Regions from separate parts of the Homo sapiens genome. Here region 2 is linked to region 1. Evidence: chromatin contacts called from ENCODE Hi-C or POLR2A ChIA-PET data. All regions are on one chromosome and are shown on one strand. The core of a region is the stretch at or near the end of the contact, and the rest is flanking DNA. Distances in the headings are between cores, read along the strand shown. Region 1 has its middle 36 kb from the start of SRGN. Region 2 overlaps CDH23 (cadherin related 23).

What was found. Hi-C counts contacts between places; a loop is a spot of excess contacts on that map. ChIA-PET counts read pairs that join two places held with the same protein, here RNA polymerase II (POLR2A). Pooled maps may share reads with other maps.
Region 2: a pooled map shows a loop between it and region 1 (6-fold over the local background). The contact joins two enhancer-like sites. A Hi-C loop is called at or near these places in 2 of 50 pooled maps. POLR2A ChIA-PET finds 5 or more read pairs at or near these places in 2 of 52 experiments (activated T-cell and activated naive CD4-positive, alpha-beta T cell).

Annotation. Positions count from the first base shown.
Region 1 is chr10:69,049,776-69,053,968 of GRCh38, forward strand. No RefSeq gene overlaps it. Among named protein-coding and RNA genes, the nearest start is that of SRGN, 36 kb to the right of the region's middle. RefSeq lists enhancers at 1,506-1,635, 2,446-2,575, 2,716-2,825, 2,946-3,447, 3,448-3,947 and 1 more. Within about 2 kb of position 1,721, at least 9 of the 41 ENCODE cell types and tissues checked have a DNase peak (open chromatin) inside an H3K27ac peak, as active enhancers do.
Region 2 is chr10:71,764,751-71,768,943 of GRCh38, forward strand. The region is part of intron 38 of CDH23 (cadherin related 23); the gene reads left to right. All of the region lies in intron 1 of VSIR (V-set immunoregulatory receptor), which reads right to left. Among named protein-coding and RNA genes, the nearest start is that of VSIR, 6.7 kb to the right of the region's middle. RefSeq lists an enhancer at 1,587-2,786. Within about 2 kb of position 2,546, at least 30 of the 41 ENCODE cell types and tissues checked have a DNase peak (open chromatin) inside an H3K27ac peak, as active enhancers do.

The DNA of each region.
Region 1 (4,193 bases), core at 471-2,970:
CAGCACTTCCTCTTTCTGGAAGTTGTAGTTAAGAGAATGGGCAGGGAAATCTTCACCAGAACAAGCTGTAAGTTGTGTTTTCCTGACAAGATCGCAAGCTCTAGCCAGGCACAGTGGCACGTGCCTAAAGTCTCAGCTACTGGGAAGGTTGAGGCAGGAGGATTATTTGAGCCCAGCAATCTGAGTCAGCAGTGAGCCACGACTGTGCCACTATAATCATGCATCTCAACTGAGCGAGACCCTTCATTTAAAAAAACAAAAATAAGCCCGGGCGCAGAGGCTCATGCCTGTAACCCCAGCATTTCGGGAGGCTGAGGTGGGTGGATCACAAGGTCAAGATATTGAGACCTTCCTGGCCAACATGGTGAAACCCTGTCTCTACTAAAAATACAAAAAATAGCTGGGCGTGGTGGTGTGTGCCTGTAGTCTCAGCTACTTGGGAGGCTGAGGCCGGAGAATCACTTGAACCCGGGAGGTGGAGGTTGCAGTGAGCTGAGATTGTGCCACTGCACTCCAGTCTGGTGACAGAGCAAGACTCCGTTTCAAAACAAAACAAACAAACAAACAAACAAACAAAAAGGCCTGGTGCGGTGGCTCACGCCTGTAATCCCAGCACTCTGGGAGGCCGAGGCAGGCGGATCACGAGGTCAGGAGATCGAGACCATCCTGGCTAACACGGTGAAACCCCGTCTCTACTAAAAATACAAAAAATTAGCCGGGCGTGGTGGCAGGCGCCTGTAGTCCCAGCTACTTAGGAGGCTGAGGCAGGAGAATGGCGTGAACCCGGGAGGCGGAGCTTGCAGTGAGCCGAGATAGCGCCACTGCACTGCAGCCTGGGCGACAGAGTGAGACTCCATCTCAAAAAAAAAAAAAAAAAAAAAAGTTGAAAGCTCCTAGCTGGATTTAGTGGTGCACACCTATAATCCCAGCTACTTGGGAGGCTGAGGCAGGAAGATCGCTTGAGTCTAGGAGTTGGAGTCTAGCCTGGGGAACATAGCAGGACCCCCATCTCTTAAAAAAAACTGGGGGTGGGGGCGCGAGGCGCGGTGGCTCATGCCTGTAATCCCAGCACTTTGGGAGGCTAAGGCTGGTGGATCATGAGATCAGGAGATCGAGACCATCCTGGCTAACACAGTGAAACCCCGTCTCTACTAAAAATACAAAAAAATAAAAATTAGCTGGGTGTGGTGGCACGCACCTGTAGTCCCAGCTACTTGGGAGGCTGAGGCAGGGGAATCACTTGAACCTGGGAGGGGAGGTTGCAGTGAGCCGAGATCGCACCACTGCACTCCCGCCTGGGCTACAGAGTGAGACGCCATCTCAAAAAAAAAAAAAAGGCACTTTTCTTGCAAAGACATGTCTAATGTGTAAGGCTTCTGGGTCCTCTCCAGGGATGGGCACCTGGCAGATGGAGTGACCGATCTTTGGCCACCTGTGGGACTGGAGCTCCAGGTAACATTGCTGTATTATATTCCTAGGGCTGATCCAACAAAGTGCCACAAACTGGATGGCTTACAGTGACATCCCTCACTGTTCTAGAGGCGAGAAGTCTGAAATCAAATTGCTGGCAGGGTCATGCTGCTGCTGAAGGCTCTGGGGGAGGCATGTCCTTTTCTCTTCCTGGCTTCTGGTGTTGCTGGCAATCTTCAGTGCTTCTCAGCTTGCAGATGCACTGCCCTCATCGTGGCCCCCGTGGTCACTTGATGTCATCTCTCTGTCTCACATCCTCTTCCTTCTGTGTTCAAATTTCCCTCTTGCTAACAAGTCATCAGCTATTGGATTAGGGCCCATCCTCATCCATTATTACCTCATTTTAACTTGATGACATCTGCAAATAGCCTATTTCCAAATAAGGTCACATTCTGAGGTTCCAGTACACATGAATTTTGGGGGGACACTGTTCAATCCAGTATGATTGATGAGTACATTTTGTGAGAAAGATACTTCCAAAGAGTTTGGGTAGAGCTTAGGTAATTTCTCCAGCATCTTCTAACCCCAAATAGGGACAGAACAGAGTGCTTATGTGTGCCAGGCAATGGTCTCGATGCCAGGGACACGATGATGGACATGACACAGTCTTTGCCCCCGCAGAGCTCAGATCCTAGTGATGGAGGCGGACAATCAATACGTGGATATCTGTCAGTATGTAATATGATATTGGGTTGTGTCAGCAGAGTAGAGGCATGGAGAGGAACAGGCCGGTAGAGGTGGTAGGCTATTTTCGATAGGAAAGAATGGCAGGGAAGACCACTGTCACCTGTGAGGTGACATTGAGTTGCAGAAGTAGTGATTTAGTGAGGAGAAAAAGCACCAAGCCCCTGAGGCAGGAATATGATTGGTAAGTTCAAAGCACACGGAAGGGGACAGATGATGTGTCTCACCCACCATGACCTGGGCTGGGAGCTGGGTATCAGGCCTCTTGGCCCAGAGCTGCTGGTCTGGAGTGGGGAAGGTGGTGGGGAGGAGATTTCTCCCGCTTCTGGTCAAGGGTTTCACTTCCTTCAGCCTTGCTTCCCCCATTGTTCAGCTGGGGTGGAGGCTGGTTACCCCTGGCTCTGGCTGGAGCAGTCCAGTGCCATTGTCATTGTCTTTTCCATACAATAAGAACAGAATTCCGTCCTTTCTTTGCTGCTGGCTTTAAACCTCCAGGTCCTAAAGCCCCTTCTCTCACTTCTTTGTTAATCTCAGGGTGTGCCTGAGGCTTTTCACTCTGCCTCCGCTTTCACCACTGCCTGGTGGCTGGTGCGTGGGCTTCTTACCTGGCTCCCTCCTTCACCTCCTGCGAGTCTTCCTTCTTGGATGAGCGCCCCGACCACCTTACTGAAGGAACATGCACTCCTCTCCCAGCTGCCTTTGTACCTTGCTCCTTTCCCCCACGGCATGCTGTAGAATTTCCTTAGGCATTATGTGTTGTTCTGGGTCTCTGTCACCCTCACTGCTATCTACTAGATTGTAAGCTCCACGAGGGCAAAGATGGGTACTTTTTGTTCATGGATATAGCCCAAGCACCTAGAGCAATGCCTGCCACACAGTAGGTACTCAAAAAGTATTTGCGGACTGAAATGAATAAACAAGTGAATGGGTTGTAGGGTAGAATCCTAAATGGCTGAACTGGAAGACTCGCACAGGAATTCCCCTGTGCTGCCCCTACGAGGGAACTGAGATGCAGAGAACAGAAAGGAATTCTTTAGAGAATCGGATGGGAGGCTGGACACAGAGCTTGCCCTCAGGAAATTTACACGAATTGGGGGTGGGGTGGGCAGTGCCACCTCCTTGCACAACTCCAGGGGGTGTCATTTTCATTGAACACAGTATAGGTGGTGCTCCTGGAGTGGTGCCTGGCCTGGGGGTGAGGTAGTTGAGGAGAGACTGTGGCCGGACCATGGTGTGGGGCTCAGAAGAGAGAGTGCAGGTGTGACAGCTCAAAGGGCCCAACCCAAGAAAGAACATCACCAGCCCAGGGCCAGGAAGGGTGTGGTGGAGGATGGGCACCACGGTCAACACACAGAGATCCAACACACACACTCCCAACACCATCTCTGGTGTTTTCTATGCCCAGCACAAGGCCTGGCCAACCCAGTAGGTGAAGTCGCCCAAGGTGCCCAGTAGGTGAAGTCTTTTATTCTTGTTGTTGTTTTGAGACAGGGTCTTGCTCTACCGCCCAGGGTGGAGTGTAGCAATGCTGTTTGCATTGGGCTGACTGAAGCCTCAATAGGGCTCACTGAATCCTCGATCTCCCAGGCTCAAGTGATCCTCCCACCTCAGCCTCCAGAATTTCTGGAACAACAGCTGCAGGCCACTACGCCTAGCTAATTTAAAAAATTTTTTTTTATAGAGACGAGATTTCACCATCTTGCCCAGGCTGGTCTTGAACTCCTGGACTCAAGCAATTCTCCCACCTCAGCCTCCCAAAGTGCTGGGATAACAGGCATGAGCCACCGTGCTGGGCCTAGGAGGTGAAGTCTTGATGAGGGGCTGTGATGGTCTGGCTTGGGAGCAGAGCTGAGGTTTGCTCTAGCACCTGGCCCTCTTGTCCAGTGGGGCTCACTCCTCTTGACTCTGTTCCCCTTGCTGCTGGCTCTTCACTTTGCTGCCTGATAGAATCTAAAATCCCCTGGGGAATTTTAGAAAACATGGGATGCGAGGGGAGTCAGGGGGCACATCCTCGGGGATTTCCATTCAGGTGGTGAGGA
Region 2 (4,193 bases), core at 1,296-3,795, 2.7 Mb after region 1:
ATGAGTGTGGCTTCTTGGGCTAGCTGGCATGGGACTCTACTGCCCAAACCCATTATGCTACAAATCTGACCCACAGACTCAAGAGAGGAGATGATCCACCCAGGGTCCCCAGGGAAAGCCTGGCAGTGCAGGGACTAGCCAACTCTCCTCTGCTAACCCACTGCCCTTACCCCTGCAGCAGGCTCAGTGGAAAAGGAGCCCCAGGAAGCTTGGCTGTGCCCCTGGTTTTGTCCGTGCTGGCCTGGACTTCCCCTTCACACCTGAGTGGGGTGGGTGTAGCTGCAAAACTATGGCTCTGCCGGGAAACAGAAGTGAGGAGGACCTAGGGAAAGGGCTCTCCCACGTACTCCCAGGAAGAAACAAAACCTGCCCCAAGGGGGCCCTGTGCTGCCCCCTTCCCCAGCAGGCCATGTGGCAGGTCCCACCAGCACCTCTCCCAGCTTCTGCCCCTTTCTCCCTTTGCCTGACATCACCTCCTACCCCAGAGCCACCCCAGGGCTGGGAGCTGAATTCAGCTCCAGCTTCAGCTACGGTAGTATTTACCACCAGCACACATACCTTGGGGGCTGGCCAAAGGGCTGGCTCAGCAGACACGGGGCTGCAGGCCAGAGGAGGGTATGGCAGGGCAGGCAGAGTAGAGCTGGCAGCCAAAGCAAGATGCGCAAAGCTGAGCTGGGTGGGGTTGGGGGCCCTCAAGTGGACAGAGGTGTGGACAAGTGGGGCTAGCGTGGTTGTTGGCCTGAGTGTCCCTGTGAACAAGGTGGGGCAGGGCACCAGGCTGGGAGCCCTCAGGGTCTAAGCAATGGGGTTAATGACCCCAGGATTGTACCCATAGCACCCGCAGCAGTAGGGAAGGGATGTTCTCCCCTGGAGGCAACTTCCTTGAGATGCACGGCGGGTGGGTGCATCAGAGAGAAAGCAGAGTTCAGGGAGTACGGGAGAGGGGGCATTGCTCAATCCCCCACACCTCCCCACCCCTCACACACTGGCCACCCATCCCACAGGTCCCAAAGGAGTTGTTCCCCTTTTAGAAAAAAGCTGTCTTAGGATTCAAGTTTGGGGAGCAGGGGAGGATGTTCAGTTTTCAAGCAAGAGGGCCAGACAGGAGAGGGTCCAGGACAAGCCAGAGGGACAGGACAAACCAAGGGTCCACAGGGGTTTGTCCTGGGGAGGGAGGGAAGGCCAGAAAACACCCCATTTACTGTGTCTGAGACTCCAGCTGGGACAAGGCCCACAGCAGCCTGTCGTTAGGAGGACACTCGAAGGCATGGCATGGGGGAGAGGGGCAGCGCACAGCACGCAGAGGGGCCTGCACGTGCCCCGCGGACTCCACATCTGTGCACATGCCTGTGTGTTGTCAGGGAAGCTGTGCAGCCCGGCTAAAATTACAATTCTTTGGCGAGAGGATGTTGCTTATTGTCAGGAGCAGATCCTTTTGGACACCTGGGTCATTGTCGGAGACCGGGAAAAGTGGGTGGGGAGGAAAGCCCCTGGCTCCAGGGTGGCCAAAAGCATGTGGGACAGGAAAATGACCCGGGGCCTGGGCCTGAGCATGTGCCAGGCGGGAACCGTCCAGTTGCCGTGCTGCTGTCAAGACCCAGGCCCCCCGCCCGCCACCCGCCACCTGCCACCAGGTAAGGAGGCAGGGCCACCTAGAGGAAGAGTGCCGTGAACCTGGGAAAGCCTGAGTCTCAGGAGTAAAACTCTCGCTTGGATTGCAACGTCCTGGGGCCTCAGTGTCCACTTAGTTGTGCCCTCATTGTGTGCCCTTGGGCAGATCCCACCCTTCTCTGAGCCTCCGTTTCTTCATCTTAACCTGAGGGCTGCCAGCTCTAAAATCCTGTGGGCAGGAGGGAAGAGCTGTCTTATGACCATGTATTATGTGCTAGGCTCTTGCTGAGCATCTTATACCTGTCACATTTAGTTCTCATAACACCCCCAACATGGGTGGTATCATCCCTATTTTAAAGATGAGGAAACAGACTCAGAGAAGTGACTTGCCCAAGGCCACACAGTGCTGTGTGACTGAGCTGAGATTCACACCTTGGACAGGCCAGCACTGCAGACAGGAAGAGCCACCCACCTCTCCAGAACCCTCCAGTGGGCAGGCGGGGCTGATGCCTCATCCTTCAGCTATTTAGAAAAAATGAACTGACCGTGCATTGACCTCCACGCCCTCCGTGCAACATTCCTGCTCTGCCTCAGACCCAAGCTGAAAACATCATTCTTTCATTCCACAAATATTTACCAAGGTCCTAACATGGGCCAGGCCCAGGCAGGGAGGCTGTGGGGATGCAGAGTTCCATCAGGGGCATCTGCTCAGAACTTGGGCCTGGACCTGTGCCTGAGATTTCTAGCTGTGGCACCCTCAGATGTTTCTGTCCCAGTACAAGGGAAAGGAGCTCTTGTTGGCATCTTCTCAGAATGCCAGTTTTTGTGACCTTCACCTCTCTCCACCCAGCAGGCCCCGGGTGACCCCTGTGAGTGTGCACGGGATGGGTGTGTGTGGGTGTGGACAGGCCTGTGTATTTTTCATGACAGGGCGTGAGCTTAGCCCACAGTCGCCAAGGCAACGCCCTAGCCTTTGGAGGTGGGACCCAAGCTTGGTTAGTCGGGCCTAGGAAGCCCCACCCAAACAGCTGAACTCTGACCAGCTGCTAGAGGTTGTCAAGTAAACAGTTATTAATTGCCTGCTGTGGCTGGCCCTGCACTAGATGCAAAAGGTCCCGTCCTTGGTCTCACAGGACATCCCAAAGAGAATGGGACCTGGTTCCAGCTCCCCGCCAGGCCCCATCCCCCAGGATGGTCCACAGGCTGGGGCTGGGGCTGTAGGAAAAGACTATGTTCTGTCTTTATCAAGATGCAGAGGGAAACAGAGGCATGGATCAATCAGGACTGGGGCTGCCAAGGCTAAGAAAGGAAGCGTCACAAGGCATAGGCTCAGGGCCTGAAGCCAGCAAGTCTGCCCTGGGGCTTTCTGGCCAGTGAGGACAAAGGGCATCTCAGATGTGTTTATTGATACCTGCCCCCGCAGGAAGTGTCCATTCACATCAGACCAAGGGGGCTGGGAAGGGGAAGCCAGGCTCTATTGAAGGAAGCGGCACTTCCAGCACCTTGGGAAAGCCTCCGTGCATCCGGGGCTGGAGCTGGAGGCTAGCATGCCTCCCCAGGGAGGGCCTAGGCAGCTGGCCAGAGGTCCCGGCCCGTGGATGCTTCTGTGGATGAACCCCTCCCAGACTCCCCAGGCCCTTTTGGAGGAGGACTGTGTGCAGCTCAGGCTCCCGGCTCCAGCCAGCCACCCTCACGCTTCTATGCTGTGAAGACGTCCTCAGGGTCCAGCTCAAGTCTTTTTGCCCCCTACTACTCTGTGCCAGGCATCATTCTAAGTGCTTGTTTGTTTGGTTGGCTTTGTTGCTGTTGTTGTTGTTGTTGTTGTTTGAGATGGAGTCTCGCTCTGTTGCCCAGGCTGGAGTTCAGTGGTGCAATCTCAGCTCACTGCAACCTCCGCCTCCCAGGTTGAAGCAACTCTCCTGCCTCAGCCTCCCGAGTAGCTGGGACTACAGGCACCCGCCACCACGCCTGGCTAATTTTTGTATTTTTAGTAGAGACGGGGTTTCACCACGTTGGCCAGGCTGGTCTTGAACTCCTGACCTCATGTGATCCACCCGCCTCGTCCTCCCCAAGTGCTGGGATTACAGGAGTGAGCCACTGTGCCTGGCCGTTTGGTTGGTTTTCTTTAGTGAGCTAGGGTCTTGCTCTTCACTCAGGCTGGAATGCAGTGACAATGAGATCATAGCCCACTGTAACCTCGAACTCATGGGCTCAAGTTATCCTCCCACCCCTGCCTCCCAACTAGGACTACAGACACATGCCACTATGCCCAGCTAATTTTTAAATTTTTCATAGTGATGGGGTCTCGTTATGTTGTCCAGGCTGGTCCCCTGGCTTGAAACTCCTGGCTTCAAGAGATCCTCCCACCTCAGCCTCCCAAAGTGCTGGGATTACAGGCATGAGCCACTGTGCTCGGCCTCATTCTAAACACTTTTACATAGATTAGTTTATGTAATCCTTCCACCCTATGAGGTAGGTACTAGTATCATCTCCATTTTACAGATGAGAAAACGGAAGCACAGAGAGATTAGTATCTTGCCCACAGCCTCACAACTAATAAGTGATGGTGTCAGGATCTGAAC